Regions from separate parts of the Homo sapiens genome. Here region 2 is linked to region 1. Evidence: read pairs that join two places in POLR2A ChIA-PET (ENCODE). Cell type or tissue: endothelial cell of umbilical vein. All regions are shown on one strand. Links, peaks and the distances in the headings refer to the core of each region. The heading gives the core; the rest is flanking DNA.

Evidence for each region. ChIA-PET counts read pairs that join two places held together with the same protein. Peaks named below come from ENCODE experiments on the same cell type or tissue, not always from the same donor. Only the 100,000 strongest peaks of a DNase experiment are listed, where the experiment ranks them.
Region 2: POLR2A ChIA-PET joins it to region 1 with 5 read pairs; 5 of 35 experiments call an interaction of 5 or more read pairs at or near these places.

The regions. Positions count from the first base shown.
Region 1 is chr6:37,120,889-37,129,245 of GRCh38, reverse strand. No RefSeq gene overlaps it. Among named protein-coding and RNA genes, the nearest start is that of PIM1, 45 kb to the left of the region's middle. RefSeq lists enhancers at 1,538-2,215, 2,317-3,295, 3,296-4,274, 4,275-5,253 and a silencer at 2,639-2,933. In endothelial cell of umbilical vein, for the core only: no CTCF peak of the experiment used is centred there; no DNase peak of the experiment used is centred there; H3K27ac peaks cover 1,045 bases.
Region 2 is chr6:36,932,013-36,939,036 of GRCh38, reverse strand. No RefSeq gene overlaps it. Among named protein-coding and RNA genes, the nearest start is that of PI16, 19 kb to the left of the region's middle. In endothelial cell of umbilical vein, for the core only: no CTCF peak of the experiment used is centred there; no DNase peak of the experiment used is centred there.

The DNA.
Region 1 (8,357 bases), core at 198-4,197:
AACATGTTGGCCAGGCTGGTCTTGAACTTCTGACCTCAGGTGATCCACCCACCTTGGCCTCCTAAAGTGCTGGGATTACAGGTGTGAGCCACTGCGCCTGGCCTAGCTGTAGTTCTTAACCACTGCCCTGGATTGCCTCTCTGGCAGCCCTGAAGCTCTGGCTATGGTCTATTAGTTGGGTTGGATGTAGTAGGTGCTAATGAGACTGTGAGGGCCCAGTGTATTTGTCCTAACTCGAGGCCAGAGACTGCACCCTTGAATGTGACCCCCTTATCTCACAATGAATACGCAGGATTGGGGCTCGGCATAGGGAAAAGAAGGAGGATCGTTTGTGTCTTTCATGACTACTGGACAAAAATTTGAAGTGATCAGGTATCATTTTGTTATGCTGAGTTTTCTAGTAGCTAAAAAGGATACAAGCCCACCAAGTTGTTAACATTGCCACACTACATTATACAGATCTGTTTGCAGACACTTCCTAGTGCAGCAGTTTAAATACTATCCTATAACTGAATCCTGTAGTTTTGGCACTAAAGTACATTTCGGTTACCCTGAGTCATGTTCTCGTGGCACCTCCAGCTGGTCAGCAAGTCACACAAAGTGGCGTGGAGATAGTAGCTGAAAATGCAATCATACCCTGTTTTCGTAGATTCCAGGGATCTGCCAGGAAAGACAATTCTCGAAGAGGTGCCATCAAAGGTCTGAGGGTTGAGAGGCCAGGTGGGTGGGACTTGGTGTGAAGCCATGCAGGTACCCTCAGGGACAAGCCATTCCTTTGTTCATTCCTTCCACATACTCTTACTGAGCACCCATAAAGGCAGGTTAGACCCAAGACTATGTTGGACCCTGAAAATTCTGAAACTATGTTAATATGCTATCAACATATAAGCAAGCTATTATTATACAATGTGAGACTTGCTATCTTAGAGCTATGAGCCCTTGGGGGAGGGAGGAATTAGTTTTGCTGGGCCAGGGGTGAAGTGCTGGTCTCGGAAGGCCTCCCTGGGAAGGTGTCCTTTGAGCTGAGTATGGAGATAAGAGAAGGAGGGGAGAGTACATTCCAAACCCAGACAGAAGCTAGAGCAAAGGTACAAAGGCCTGCGTGACCACAGCCTGATCAGGGAACTTGGAGTCCAGCATGTTCTACAGAGAGCTGGCTTGTCTTTTTATGCAAAGAACTTTTACAGGTATCAGTCTATATCATCATTATCGTCAAAGCTTACATTTATAGAATTGATTCTGTGCCAGACACTGCAAAGTGCTTTACTCACATCCTGTTTTATTTTTATTATTTATTTATTTATTTTTTTTTTGAGATAGAGTCTCACACTATTGCCCGGGCTGGAGTGCAATGGCACGATCTCGGCTCACTGCAACCTCTGCCTCCCGGGTTCAAGCGATTCTCCTGCCTCAGCCTCCCAAGTAGCTGGGATTACAGGTGCCCCACCACACCAAGCTAATTTTTGTATTTTCAGTGGAGACGGGGTTTTGCCATGTTGGCCAGGCTGGTCTTGAACTCCTGACCTCAAGTGCTCCACCTGCCTCAGCCTCCCAAAGTGCTGGAATTATAGGCGTGAGCCACTGCACCTGGCCAGAGGGTGGGCTTTTAAATATGGGGAGGACATGCAGTGGGGATGTTAGGATTGAAAGTTAATCAGATTTAGATTTGGAGGGCTATAAATGCCAGACTGGAGAGTTTGAACTTCATTTTGTAATGGTATAAAGAAAAATGGAGGGGAAAGGAATGTCTGTTCTGCCTGGGCACTGAAGTAGCACATACCTTATCACATTCAGCCTTGGTGAGCAATGAAGGTTTTGAACACAGCACAGATACATTTGAAGAAGGTAAACTGTATGGGATGCAGGATGAATGGAAGTGAAGGAGTTTACAAGTGGGGTTCCAGTTTGTAAGTTATGTGAAAATCCACTGGTGAAGAGTAGAGAGTTAGAGCCTAAATTACAGTGATGGCAATGGAATAAAAAGGGAATATTTAATTTTATCCATTTTTGTTTTGTTTTGTCTTTTGGAGACAAGATTTCAGTATGTTGCCCAGGCTAGTCTCAAACTCCTTGCCTCAGGCAATCTTCCCACCTCAGCCTCCCAAAGCACTGGGATCACAGGCATGAGCCACCGTGGCCAGCCCTGGCCCTGGGACATTTTATATAAATATGCTAATATGTGATAAATGTTTTTTTACAGTGAAATTATTCTTAAGGTTTTTGGAGAGAAAATGTATAAAGGCTTTAACTATATAAAGTATGTGTGATTTTAATAAAATTAATGTAGTTATAGTAGTTATACTGAATTGAACCGACAAATATCTTTTTAAACAGAAACTCTGGTTCATCAGTTTTCCACAATTGATTATTTGATTTTTGGATATTAGTTTTTTTGTTTTTTTGTTTTTTTTTACTATGGACCCCACTTGAACAGTTACAATACATTCTCTTGCAAATATTTTCAGCCCAGAATGCCACTTGTTGCCTGTACCCGAATGAAACTCAGATATCTGGAAGCTTGAATCGGAGCCTAAACTTAGCCCCCTACTGACTTGGAGAAGAATCTAAACTTGGCAAAATGCCTCCATCTCTCTTCAGGCAACGGTCAAAAAGTAGCTCCCTAGCCCCCCACCCTCAACTAATGAACTATATCTAATAGCCTCCCTTTAGAGAGTCCTTTGAGAAAGAGATGGCGTTTGTTTTTGACCTCATTATCCATTTCAGCCTGTCCTTGATGAAAATAATCGCCCCTTAGGCAGGTACATTCCTCACATTCCTCTCCCAGTTAGCTGCTAAGACGTCGTTAACCCCAGTGACCATGGGAAAACGCCGCTGTCTGCTTCAGAGAGTCTAAGGGGAGTGGGCCCAAGATAACAAGAGGTGAAGAGGTCAGAGTGGGAGCCCCTTTCATCTTTTCAGGCTGTTTCCAACCCAGACAAAGGATTCTGTCCAGGGGTGCAAAGCCCACGCGGCTTTATTTTATGGTGTGGCCCTGAAAGGGGGCTGGGAGGGCCGTGTCTTATCTGGATATTGTTTTGGAGGCGAATGCCGGGCTCCCGGGAAGTCCTCGACTCCTGGGGGAATGCTAAGTGGAAGGAAGGGCCAGCAGCCCCCACTTGGGCGGAAGAGACCACCCAGCTACTCAGAGGAGGGTGTGAAGGGCTTGAATGGAATGAGCTGCCCTACAGGATTTATCATTCAGACAGTGAGATTAAGGGTGTGAGACTGTTTAGCTGCTTCAAATCAGGGAAGCTCTTGGATTTGCCGCGAAAGAGAGAAAGGGAAGGGGGCAAGTGGCGGGGGAAGGGAGGTCGGGTGGTGTGGAGACGGACGGCAGGCAAGGACAATTTGGAAATCTGTGGGGGAGGGGGAAGATCCGGATTTCCTCCCATCTTGCCGCTAACCTGCTTTACACTTTGAGCAAGTCACTTCTTCCTTTTGCAAAATGAAGGGATTGGAAGGATACCAGAAGGTGCCTCAAGGGGCTGCCTTGGACTAAGGGGAGGGGAAGACTTGTGCTGCTCCACCTCCTCCCCCATACCCTTTCCCCTAACTTGCCTCATTGACTGTGTTTTATTAGAAAAGCAACACAGCCCGTCGGCCCGGCGCGGTGGCTCCCGCCTGTAATCCCAGCACTTTGGGAGGCCGAGGCGGCGGATCACGAGGTAAGGAGATCGAGACCATCCTGGCTAACAGAGTGAAACCCCGTCTCTACTAAAAATACCAAAAAAAAAAAAAAAAAAAAATTAGCCGGGCGTGGTGGCGGGCGCCTGTAGTCCCAGCTACTCGGGAGTCTGAGGCAAGAGAATAGCGTGAACCCGGGAGGCGGAGGTTGCAGTGAGCCGAGATCGCGCCACTGCACTCCAGCCTGGGCGACAGAGCGAGACTCCGTCTCAAAAAAAAAAAAAAAAAAAGGGAAAAGCATAACACACATTTCATTGTTTGTTTATTTATTTATAGAGATGGGGGTCTTGCTATGTTGCCCAGGCTGGAGTGCAATGGCAATTCACAGGCTCAATGACAGCTTTCTACAGCCTTGAACTCTTGGGCTCAAGCGATCCTCCTGCCTCAGACTCCTAGAAAGCTGGGCCTGGCAACAAACTTATTTATTTACTTATTTTTTTTTTTCTAGAGACTGGGGTCTTGCTCTGCCCCAGGCTGGAGTGTAGTGGCACCATCATAGCTCACTGCTGCCTCGATTTCCTGGGCTGAAGGGATCCTCCCACCTCAGCCTGCCTAGTAGCTGGGACTACAGGCACGCATGTGCCACCATGGCCGACTTATTTTTAAATTTTTTGTAGAGACAGGGTCTCGCCATTTTGCCCCGGCTGGTCTCGAATGCCTGGGCTCAGGCGATCCTCCCGTCTTAGCCTCCCAAAGTGCTGGGATTATAGGTGTGACCCACTGCACCCGGCCCAACAAATTCATTTAATCCAAGTTTTGCTTGATGTAGGAGCCTTCAGAAATGAAGGTCCAAAGACCCAGGGAAAATGGTCTCTTTTTTTGCTTAGGCTGGGTGAAGAATGGACAGCTGTGTAGAAACAGGATTGGACAAAAGGGGATGATCTAGTGGTAACAGACTGAGAGGGAGGCCCAGCAAGGCCTTCTGTGCAGATTCGCCTTGGTCTCCCTGTGTAGCATTCCTTCCTCCAGGGTCTGGGGCAGGACCTTCTGGAATGAAGGTCTTCAAGGGAGAATGGAGGCTGAGCGCGGTGGCTCACGCTGGTAATCCTAGAACTTTGGGAGGCTGAGGCGGGCGGATCAGTTGAGGTCAGGAGTTTGAGACTAGCCTGGCCAACATGGTGAAACCCCATCTCTACTAAAAATATAAAAATTAGTTGGGCTTGATGGTGTGTGCCTGTAATCCCAGCTACTTGGAGGTTGAGACAGGAGAATTGCTTGAACCCAGGAGGCGGAGGTTGCAGTGAGCCGAGATCGCGATGCCGCACTCCAGCCTGGGCGACAGAGCGAGAGACCCTGTCTCAAGAAAAATAAAAGAAGGGAGAAGGGAGAGAGAGTGACCTTTTTAGGTTTTAGGGCTTGCTATTGGGGAGAGGGATCCTAGTTTCCTTTCTTTCCCCTCTCCTCCCCTCTCCTCCCCTTCCACTCCCTTCCCCTCTCCCTCTGCTCCCCTTCCCCTCTGCTCCCCTTCCCCTCTGCTCCCCTCCCTTCCCCCCTCCCCTCCCCTCCTCCCCCATCCTTTTCTTTCTTTCTTTTTTTTTTTTTTTAATAGGCGGAGTCTTACTCTGTCACCCAGGCTGCAGTGCAGTGGCACGATCTCAGCTCACTGCAACCTCCGCCTCCCAGGTTCAAGCAATTCTCCTGCCTCAGGCTCCCAAATAGCTGGGATCACAGGCGCCCGCCACCACGCCCGGCTAATTTTTGTATTTTTAATAGAGGCGGGGTTTCACCATGTTGCCCTGTTGGCCAGGCTGGTCTCGAACTCCTGGCCTCAAGTGATCCCCCCCGGCTCGGCCTCCCAAAATGCTGGGATTACAGGCCTGAGCCACCGTGCTCAGCCTTGGGATTCTAGTTTCTATAACCCGCTTTGGGGAAGGGGAATTTTGTTTTCTAGGATTTTGGGTGGAAGAAGCAAGGGCGAGAAACAGGAGGGCAGGAGGTCAGAGAGAACTGACTTCTGAGGCTGCTTTGGAGGCCTTCCAGCCTCCTTTAGTTCATGCCAAAGTGCCACGCTTTGGAGTGTTGTTTTGGAGCACTAGCAACATCTCCTGTTTGCCCCTGCAGATTGCCCCCCATCCGCCTGCACCCTGCTGGGTGCTCCAGGAGGCTTCTGTGTGCTGCTCCCCTGTCCTCCTCTGGCTTCTGGTTGGGTTTGAGGGATATTCCTTCCCCTTCTTCCTCCCTTCCAGATCACCGAAGACTAACAGAGTCCCTCCATCAAAGCCTGCAGCTCCTGTCTGGGGGCCCTTGAACCCTCTCCAGGTAGTTCTCCCCTCATGTTCCAGCAGGGCCCCCCTTCCCCCTTGACACCTGGCCTAGCCATGGAAACAGCGCCCCTCTGCTCTGTCGCTTTTCCAGAGCCGCCCACACCTTTGTAAATAGCCCCTTTATTAGACCCTTCTCAATTTTCCCAATTTTGAGCGTGCCATCTGTTTCCTGCAGGGAGTCTGACTGTCACGGGATATACATCATTGGTATTTTCCACATTACCACATGTAATCTGTGTGGACCATAGCTGCATAGCATTGTGTTGAGCATATATACCATAATTCAGTTAACCATTCCCTTGTGGGTCCACATTCAATTGGCCTCATTTTTTTCTGTATGAAAACCTCAGTGAAATACTCCTTGCCTGAACTTTCTTTCCTGTCTGGGTTTAAGTTCACAGTAGGTGATTGGTCCTTTCTACAGGTATGTTTTCAGCTGTGATCCTTTGCTGCCCTCAGGAAACTTACCAGTTGACAGGACAAAATTGAGACACATTGTTAGAGCAACAATGGAGTACAATTACATGAGATGATTAGAAATTCAAAGATAGGCCAGGCACGGTGGCTCACGCCTGTAATCCCAGCACTTTGGGAGGCTGAGGCAGGCGGATCACTTGAGGTCAGGATTTCGAGACCAGCCTGGCCAAATGGTGAAACCCCATCTCCATTAAAAATATGAAAATTAGTAGGGCATGGTGGCACACACCTGTAGTCCCAGCTACTTGGGAGGCTGAAGCAGGAGAATTGCTTGAACCTGGTAGGTGGAGGTTGCAGTGAGCTGAGATTGTGCCACTGCACTCCAGCCTGGGCAACAGAGCAAGACTCCGTCAAAAAGAAAGAAAGAAGGAAAGAAGGAAGGAAAGAAAGGAAAGAAAGAGGCTGGGCGTGGTGACTCATGCTGATGCCTGTAATCTCAGCACTTTGGGAGGCTGAGATGGGCAGATCACGAGGCCAGGAGATCAAGGCCATCTTGGCCAACATGGTGAAACCCTGTCTCTACTAAAAATACAAAAAAATTAGCCAGGCATGGTGACACGCGCGTGTAGTCCCAGCTACTCGGGAGGCTGAGACAGAAGAATCGCTGGAACCTGCTAGGCGGAGGCTTCAGTGAGCTAAGATCGCGCCACTGTACTCCAGCCTGGGCGACAGAGCGAGACTCTGCCTCGAAAAAAAAAAAAAAAAGAAGAAGAAAGAAAGAGAAAAAAGAAAGAAAGAAATTAATTCAAAGATAGATGAGAAATGGTTGGTTGGAAAGAGACTTGCTGGCTGTCTGCACTCTCAGGACAGAGCCGTCTAAAGTGGCATTTATCACTGTGGCTAATTTATTTACCAGAGTAAATAAAAAAAATCAGACCCTTGCCTGATTTTGTCTGATTTTTGTCTGGTTTTGTTTGATTAGTATATAAAATAAGAATGCCAATTGTTTCGTTTACGAGTAGAAAAAATAATGTCTATTCTAATGTTATGTGGACCTGAATCTTTGCATCAAGTGGAAGCCCAGTGATAACAGGAACATTGTTTGGGGAAGCTCAGTTTCATTGCAAGGAATGGTCAGATGATTGAAAGCTTTAAGGACATCAAGCTTTACAGGCAGACTCAGCCATCTCCACAGTAGGGATTGCCTTGCCCGTCTTATGGGATGCTAATAAATATTCCAAGCCTGTTGGCCAAAACTCCCTTCTCTACGCTCTGGATAGTGCTCTATAAGCACTGTCACCTGGAGTAACTCCACCTTTTCCCAGCCTTTGACCCTGCATTTAAAGGATGCTTTGCAACTTTCATCTGCATGGGAATCACCTGGGGATCTTGCTAAATGCAGATTCTGATACTATGGATCTGAGTGGGGCCTGAGAGCCTACTTTATTTTTATTTTTAGAGACAGAGTCTCACTCTTTTGCCCATGCTGGAGTGCAGTAGCACAGTCATAGCTTACTGCAGCCTTGAACTCCTGTGCTTAAGTGATCCTCTTGCCTCAGCCTCTCGAGTAACTAGGACTACAGGTGCATGCCACCATACCTGGCTTTTTTCTTTTTTTCTTTCTTTTCTTTTCTTTTTTTTTTTTTTTTTGTTGAGACAGAGTTTCGCTCTTGTTGCCCAGGCTGGAGTGCAATGCCATCATCTCGGCCCACTGCAACCTCTACCTTCCGGGTTCAAGCGATTCCTCTGCCTCAGCCTCCCGTGTAGCTGGGATTACAGGCATGTGCAACCACACCCGGCTGATTTTTATTTTCAGTAGAGACGGGGTTTCTCTGTGTTGGTCAGACTGGTCTCAAACTCTCAACCTCAGGTGATCTGCCCACCTTGGCCTCCCAAAGTGCTGGGATTACAGGCATGAGCCACTGCACCCAGCAAGAGCCTGCATTCTAAATATGCCTCAGCAGATACCAAAATGTGTTCAAGCAATATGCA
Region 2 (7,024 bases), core at 1-4,000, 190 kb after region 1:
CATCTGCTCTATGGAGCTCACAGCCCAGCCTAGGCTGGCAACTCCAGTCTGCCCCAGTTTCCAGTTCTGTCCATTCCCCTTGCAGCTCAGCATGGATGAAGCTTTGAAATCCAGAGAGGAAGATCAGGGTTGGGATTATGGCTGGGGTTCAACAGGAGTGGGGGGCTGGGGGTGGCTGGTTCCCAGGAGGCCTGAAAAGGGGGCCTGGAAGTGGGAAGATCAACCCCAGTGCAGGGCCAGCCCTTGCGTCACAGGATCACTGCTGAGAGCCTGGAGGTGAGCGATCCTGTCAGCACCACCATGCAAGAGACTGATGACTCCATCCGCAGGAATGTCGGGGTGCAGATTACACTTCTCTCCCAGAGGCACACTGTGTGGGAAGCCAACTGTTTAGTCTAAATGTTTGCATCCCTCCATAATTCATATGTTGAAACCCCATCTCCAAGGTGATGGTACTAACAGGAGGGGCCCTTGGGAGGTGATTAGGTCATGAGGGCAGAGCCCCCATAGATGGGATTTGTGCCCTTATAAAAGAGACCCCAGAGAGCTGCCACTCCCCTTCTGCAATGTGAGGACACGGTGAGGAGATTGCCATCTATCAACCAGAACGCAGGCCCTCACCAGACATCGCATCTGCTGGTGCCTGGATCTCTGGCCTCCAGAACTGTGAGAAATAAATTTATGTTGTTTATAAGTAATTAGTTTATGGAATTTTGTTATAGCAGCCCAAACAGACAAGATACCAACTTATTAGAAGGTTGCCTGGTGAGCAGGAAGGCAGAGGAAAGTTCTGCTTGCTATAGAATCTGAGGCTTGTTGAATCTGAGGCTTGCTATAGAATCTGAGGCATCGCTGCCTGTGGCACCATCCGTCCAACAAGAGTAGGCCTGGCCAGGGCCAGGACACTGAAGCCAACCACCCCGGGGTACTGTCTCCCAATCAGATGGCCACTGCCAGCCTCTGCCCATGAGGTTTCCCCTTTCTGGGCTTCCATTGGTGGCCACCGTCCCCGTCTTCTGATGGGCACTGTCTTTAACATTCCTCTGTGCTGTAGCTCCATTCTGACCACTGAATCTTGGAATCATTTCTTAAGGTGACTTTCTATATCTCTGTTCGGAATCATTTTGTATCATTTTTTGGTTTAATTCTTAGCATCTTACTTCCCAATATGTAGCTCTTACAATGCACCTTACACTTGCCCCTGTGTCTCAACAAGATTATAAAACCTTAGGGGGCCGGGACCATCTTCCTTTCTGGCCCAAAGTTGGACATCTGGACAAAAGCCCATCACGCACAGCCCTTGATGCTTTGCTCTGCTCTGGACTTGGGATGCCTGGAGACTGGCAGGCACAGAGGGTGTGGGGTGGCTGGGAGCTGAGCAGTATCTTCTGGGCCAGGACAGTTCTCTCCGAGGCCTCCTGAGCATGCAGTTAGGGCTGTACAGCCTCAGTTTTGTCCTCAGCCAAAAAGGGATCTGTGTTAGTGGAAGGAGAATGTGGCTGCCTCCACTCCTGTGAGCTGCCTGAGGGAACCAGATGGCAGGAGGGAAACAGAGCACCTCCAGAGAGCACCTCAGGGCCCAGCCTCTAGAAGGAACTAGGCATGGGTGCAACCAAATGAATGAGCTGTGTCCTCATCCCTCAAACCTAGGCCAAACAGGTGAAGAAAAGCATTGAATGCTGGGAGTTGTCAGCAAAGAGGATAAGGGTTAAGCTTGGGGCTGTGTGGATATCCTCTGGGTGATTTTTACAGAGGGTTCAGGATGGAATGGGGTAAGGAGAGGACTATGAGGGGGTCAGGCAGCAGACGCGGATGGTGTTTCCACACACTGAAGAGAAAACTGGGTGAGTTCTCCTCATTCAGCCACCAGCTATGGGCCTCAGCTTCTTCCCTATTCATAAGGAAGAAGGGGGTGGTCAGAGAATCTTCTGGGTCTAGTCCAGCTCTGCCATTGGTGGCTTGGAGGAGGGCTGTCCACAGAGGAGGGCAGAAGCAAACACTGGGGGATGGAGGCTGATGATAAGAGGGAAAGGGGACAGCAGCCCAGCGTCAAGTATCTGCTCTGTGCTGGGACAGAGCTGGGCACTTCGTCCACACCGTCTCACGTATCTTTACGCTGACCCCTTGAAGATGGCATTTATTTGCTGCATTGATTTAGGGGTGAGGAAACCAAGGAGCAGAGGGATTGGCAGAACCCTCCAAAGTCACTCTCCTGGTATGCCAGAGCTGGGATTTGTAATGAGGCTTCGGGTTCCCAAGTCCCCAGGCCTCCACGTTGGTGGGTGGGCTCCTGAAGAGCAAGTGGCTCTGTGTCTGGGTATGTGCCTGAGTGGCTGAAAAGGAAGGGGTTATCAAGTTGGTTTTTAGATTAGTGCTGTGTTTCTTATATTTGCTAGGTTTTTTTTTTTGTTTTTTTTTGTTTTTTTTTGAGATGGAGTTTCGCTCGTTACCCACGCTGGAGTGCAATGGAGCGATCTCGGCTCTTCACAACCTCCACCTCCCGGGTTCACACAATTCTCCTGCCTCAGCCTCCCGAGTAGCTGGGATTACAGGCATGCTCCACCACACCCGGCTACTTTTGTATTTTTAGTAGAGATGGGGTTTCTCCATGTTAGTCAGGCTGGTCTTGAACTCCCAACCTCAGGTGATCCACCCACCTCAGCCTCCCAAAGTGCTGGGATTACAGGCATGAGCCACCAAGCCCAGCCCATTTGCTAGGTTTTTGCTAACTTGGTTCTCAGTAATTTTCCTTAGTGGGGGTGAAAAATAAGGATTAAAAAAAAAAAAGTGAAGATAGAAAATGGTAGGTGGTTAAGAAAATCTTAGCTCCTGATTAGCACAGAGTGAAGAAAGGGAAAGTCAACTGGAGGTCAGGAAGGGAAGTACAGTTTCAGTTGTTTACCTGTTGAGGAGATACCTCAGTTACAACAGAGTAAAGATGGGGGCGTTTCATGGCAAGTACTAAATGGGTTGCATGAAGCAATGCTTTTAAAATACAGTAAAATGTTAACATTTGTTAAATCTAAGTAGTGGCTACAGATACTTTTGGAATTAATAATGTACTCATATTTTACAGAAGCAAACAAAACGTCTGGCCAGAGGCAGAAGTACAAAACATATAAAAGAAATGACATGGCAGATACACAAACATATGAAAGGAAAACAGTGAAAGGAAGGAACATGCATGTGATTGATGAGAGCCAAGTCCAGAAGAAAATGTAATCCAAGGAACAGGAAAAAAAATTCCCAGTAGTAGTCTCAGCTATAGAAAAATGTAAAAAAAACATGAATTCAAGAAAGTAGGCACTCAAAGCTGAAACAGATGAAATAACAAGGAAAGAAACTGACGGCACTTCTTCAAAACTCATACATGAGAAATAGCAAGAAAATGAACAGATATGGCTAAAAATCAATCTGATATCAAGGAAAGGCCTGAGATAATCATGGTGAATGAAGAGAAAAGAGACATGCATTAAAAAGAGAGATAGCTATGAAAGGTATAAAAAATATCAAGACAATGAAAAAAAGAATAAAAATAGAATTTAAAACAGAAAACCTAACACATGAAAAAGAAAAAGTATTCATCAAGAAAATACAAGACATCTTCCCTAGAATGAAGAATAGAATTGCACCTCTAAAAAGCACACTTTGTTCCAGGAAAAACTGATAAAGAACAAGAAAGAACTATTCAGACATATAGATTTAAAAAGAGAAAGAGAAAGGAAGAAAAGAAAGAAAAAAAAGAAAGAAAAAGCCAAGGGAATATCTCGTTAGAGGGTATCCTCTTAGATGGGACTCTTCGGCTGGCCTCAGTGTTGTCCCTACCAACAGTCAACACCAGATGACAATGGAGAAATATATCCAAATTCTGAGCAAAAGAAGGTGTGATGCAAGAATATTTTATTCAGCCAAGGTGTGCACAACTATAAAGACCACAGAAACATTCCCTAACGCAGAAAATACAGAACTCATGAGCCATTCCTGAGTCATTCCTAACGGTGCAATTCAGCCAATCAAGAGTTTGTTTGTTTGTTTGTTTGTTTATTGAGACGGAATCTCGCTCTGTTGCCCAGGCTGGAGTGCAGTGGTGTGATCTCTGCTCTTTGCAACCTCCGCCTCCTGGGTTCAAGCTATTCTCCTGCCTCAGTCTCCCAAATAGCTGGGATTACAGGCGCCTGCCTCCACGCCCAGCTAATTTTTGTATTTTTTATAGAGATGGGGTTTTGCCATGTTGGCCAGGTTGGTCTCGAACTCCTGAACTTAAATGATCTGCCCGCCCAGACCTCCCAAAGTGCTGGGATTACAGGCATGAGCCACTGTGGCTGGACTTCAATCAAGAGTTTAAAAATAACAACTCAGAAATGAAGAAGCAATGGCAAAAATACTGGTGGTGAGCCACAAAATCAGTTTAAATATAAAATGAAGGCCGGGCGGGGTGGCTCACATCTGTAATCCCAGCACTTTGGGAGGCTGAGGTGGGCAGATCACCTGAGCTCAGGAGTTCAAGACCAGCCTGGCCAACAGGGTGAAACCCCGTCTCTACTAAAAATACAAAAATTAGCCAGGTGCGATGGTGTTTGCCTGTAATCCCAGCTACTCAGGAGACTGAGGCAGGAGAATCGCTCAAACCCGGGAGGCAGAGCTGCAGTGAGCTGAGATTGTGCCATTGCACTCCAGCCTAGGTGACAAAGTGAGATTCTACCTCAAAAAAATAAATAAAAATAAAATAAAATGAAGTCCCAGCTACTTGAGAAACTAAGGCTGGAGGATTCTTTGAGGCTGGTGAGAACAACATAGTGAGACTTTGTTTCAAAAAGAAAGAAAAAAAGACTGTGGTGAGAATTAAGGTTTCAGAGCAGAAGGAAATGCATAGACTTTAAAAACAAAATCAATATAGGAATAAACAAATTGAGGAGAAAGAGCAAGCTATTTCCTTATCTTTAGAGCCTTGGATTATGCCATCTAAAAAGGAAACCTTATTAAGAACAATTCTAGTTTCTTAATGTTTCTCATAATATTAACTTCAGGGAGATCTTTTGGGAACTACTAATTTTTGTGGGGAAGAAACATCTACTTCAGTTTCTTTTTCTCCTGTTAGATTCACATAAAATTAGATTCAGAACTTTTCTTTTTAAAATAGCATTTTAATATAAGCATTTCTATTTAGCATTCTACCTAGAAATACCTTAGACATACCTAGAATGCTGTTCACCTAATGTTAGTAGTTATCTCTGGGTGGTTTTTGGTTTTTTGTTTTTAAGAGACAAGGTCTCGCTCTGTTGCCTGGGCTGGAGTGCAGTGTTGCAATCATGGCTCACTGCAGTCTCAACCTCCTGGGTTCAAGCGATGAGGCTGAGGCTGGGACTACAGGTGTGCGTCACCACACCCAGCTAATTAAATTTTTCTTTTTTTTTTTTTTTTTTTTTGTACAGACAGGGTCTTACTATGTTGCCCAGGTAGGTCTCAAACTCTCGGTCTCTCCCCTTGGCCTCCCAAAGCACTGGGATTACAGCTGTAAGCTACCGCACCTGGCACTGAGTGGAGGTTTCCATAAGATCACCCAAACTGTCTTCAGTTCTTTATAATAAGAATGTATTATTTTAAAAAAAATAATAGAGTCATTATTCTGAAAAAATAAGATTGGTGAAATGTCTGTCTTCAGCATGGTGTCTAGAGGCTTGTCAGTTTGATTTAGTAAGAAAGCCTAAAGGACATGTGTCATGTCACAGGAATGTGCAGTAATAAGATGGAATTCAAACTAAGCAAAAATTCATACTGAATTTCAAAAACATCATGGGCTAGGAATTATAACTTCTAATTAAAACCGCCTGGATGCAATTTGATCTATGGATTCAATGCAATCCCAATCAAAATCAAACACAAGCTATTTTGTGGATATCAATAAACGGATTCTAATGTTTAAATGAAGAAGCAAAAGACTCAGAATATCCAACTTAATACTGAAGAAGAACAAGGTAGAAGACTGACACCACTCTGACTTCAATATTTACTATAAAGCTATAGTGATCGAGACAGCGTCCTATCAGCAAAAGAACAGACAAATATATCAAAAGACCACGAGAGAGAGAGCCTAGAAACAGATCCACATAAAGATACTGATTTTTTTTTTTTGTTTTTTGAGATGGAGTCTCGCCATGTTGCCCAGGCTGGAGTGCAATGGCTCGATCTCAGCTCACTGCAACCTCCACCTCCCAAGTTCAAATGCCTCTCCTGCTGCAGCCTCCCGGGTAGCTGGGATTCCAGGTGCCCGCCACCATGCCCAGCTAATTTTTGTATTTTTAGTAGAGATGGGGTTTCACCATGTTGGCCAGGCTGGTCTCAAACTCCTGACTTCGTGATCTGCCCGCCTTGGCCTCCCAAAGTGCTGGGGTTACAGGTGTGAGCCACCGCACCCAGCCAAAGTGTTGATTTTTGACAGAGGAGCAAAGGCAATATGCTAGAACAACTGGACATTAACATGCAAAAAATGAATCTAGACATAGACCTTATACCTTCCATAAAAATTCGCTCAGAATGAATCTAAATGTGAGTATAAAATGTAAAAGTATAAAACTCTTAGAAGTTAACACAGGAGAAGGCCCTAGATGACCTTGGTTATAGAGGTGACCTTTTAGATACAACACCAAAGGCATCATCCATGAAGAAACCAATGATAAGCTGGACTTTGCTGAAATTAAAAACTTCTGCTCTGGAAAAGACAATGTCAAGAAATGAGAAGACAAGCCACAGAACTCTTAAAACTCAATAGTAAGAAAACAACCAACCAGACTATAATAAAAAAAAAATGAGCAAAAGATCTGGAATCCTCACCAAAAATGATATATAGATGGTAAATAAGAAAACATGTTCAACATCGTATGTCATTAGGGAATTGCAAATTAAAGCAGTAAGGTGTTACAAACCTATTAGAATGGCCCAAATCCAAAACACTGACACATGCTGGTGAGGCTGTGGAGCAACAGGAACTCTCATTGCTGGTAGGACTGTAAAATGGTACAGCCAC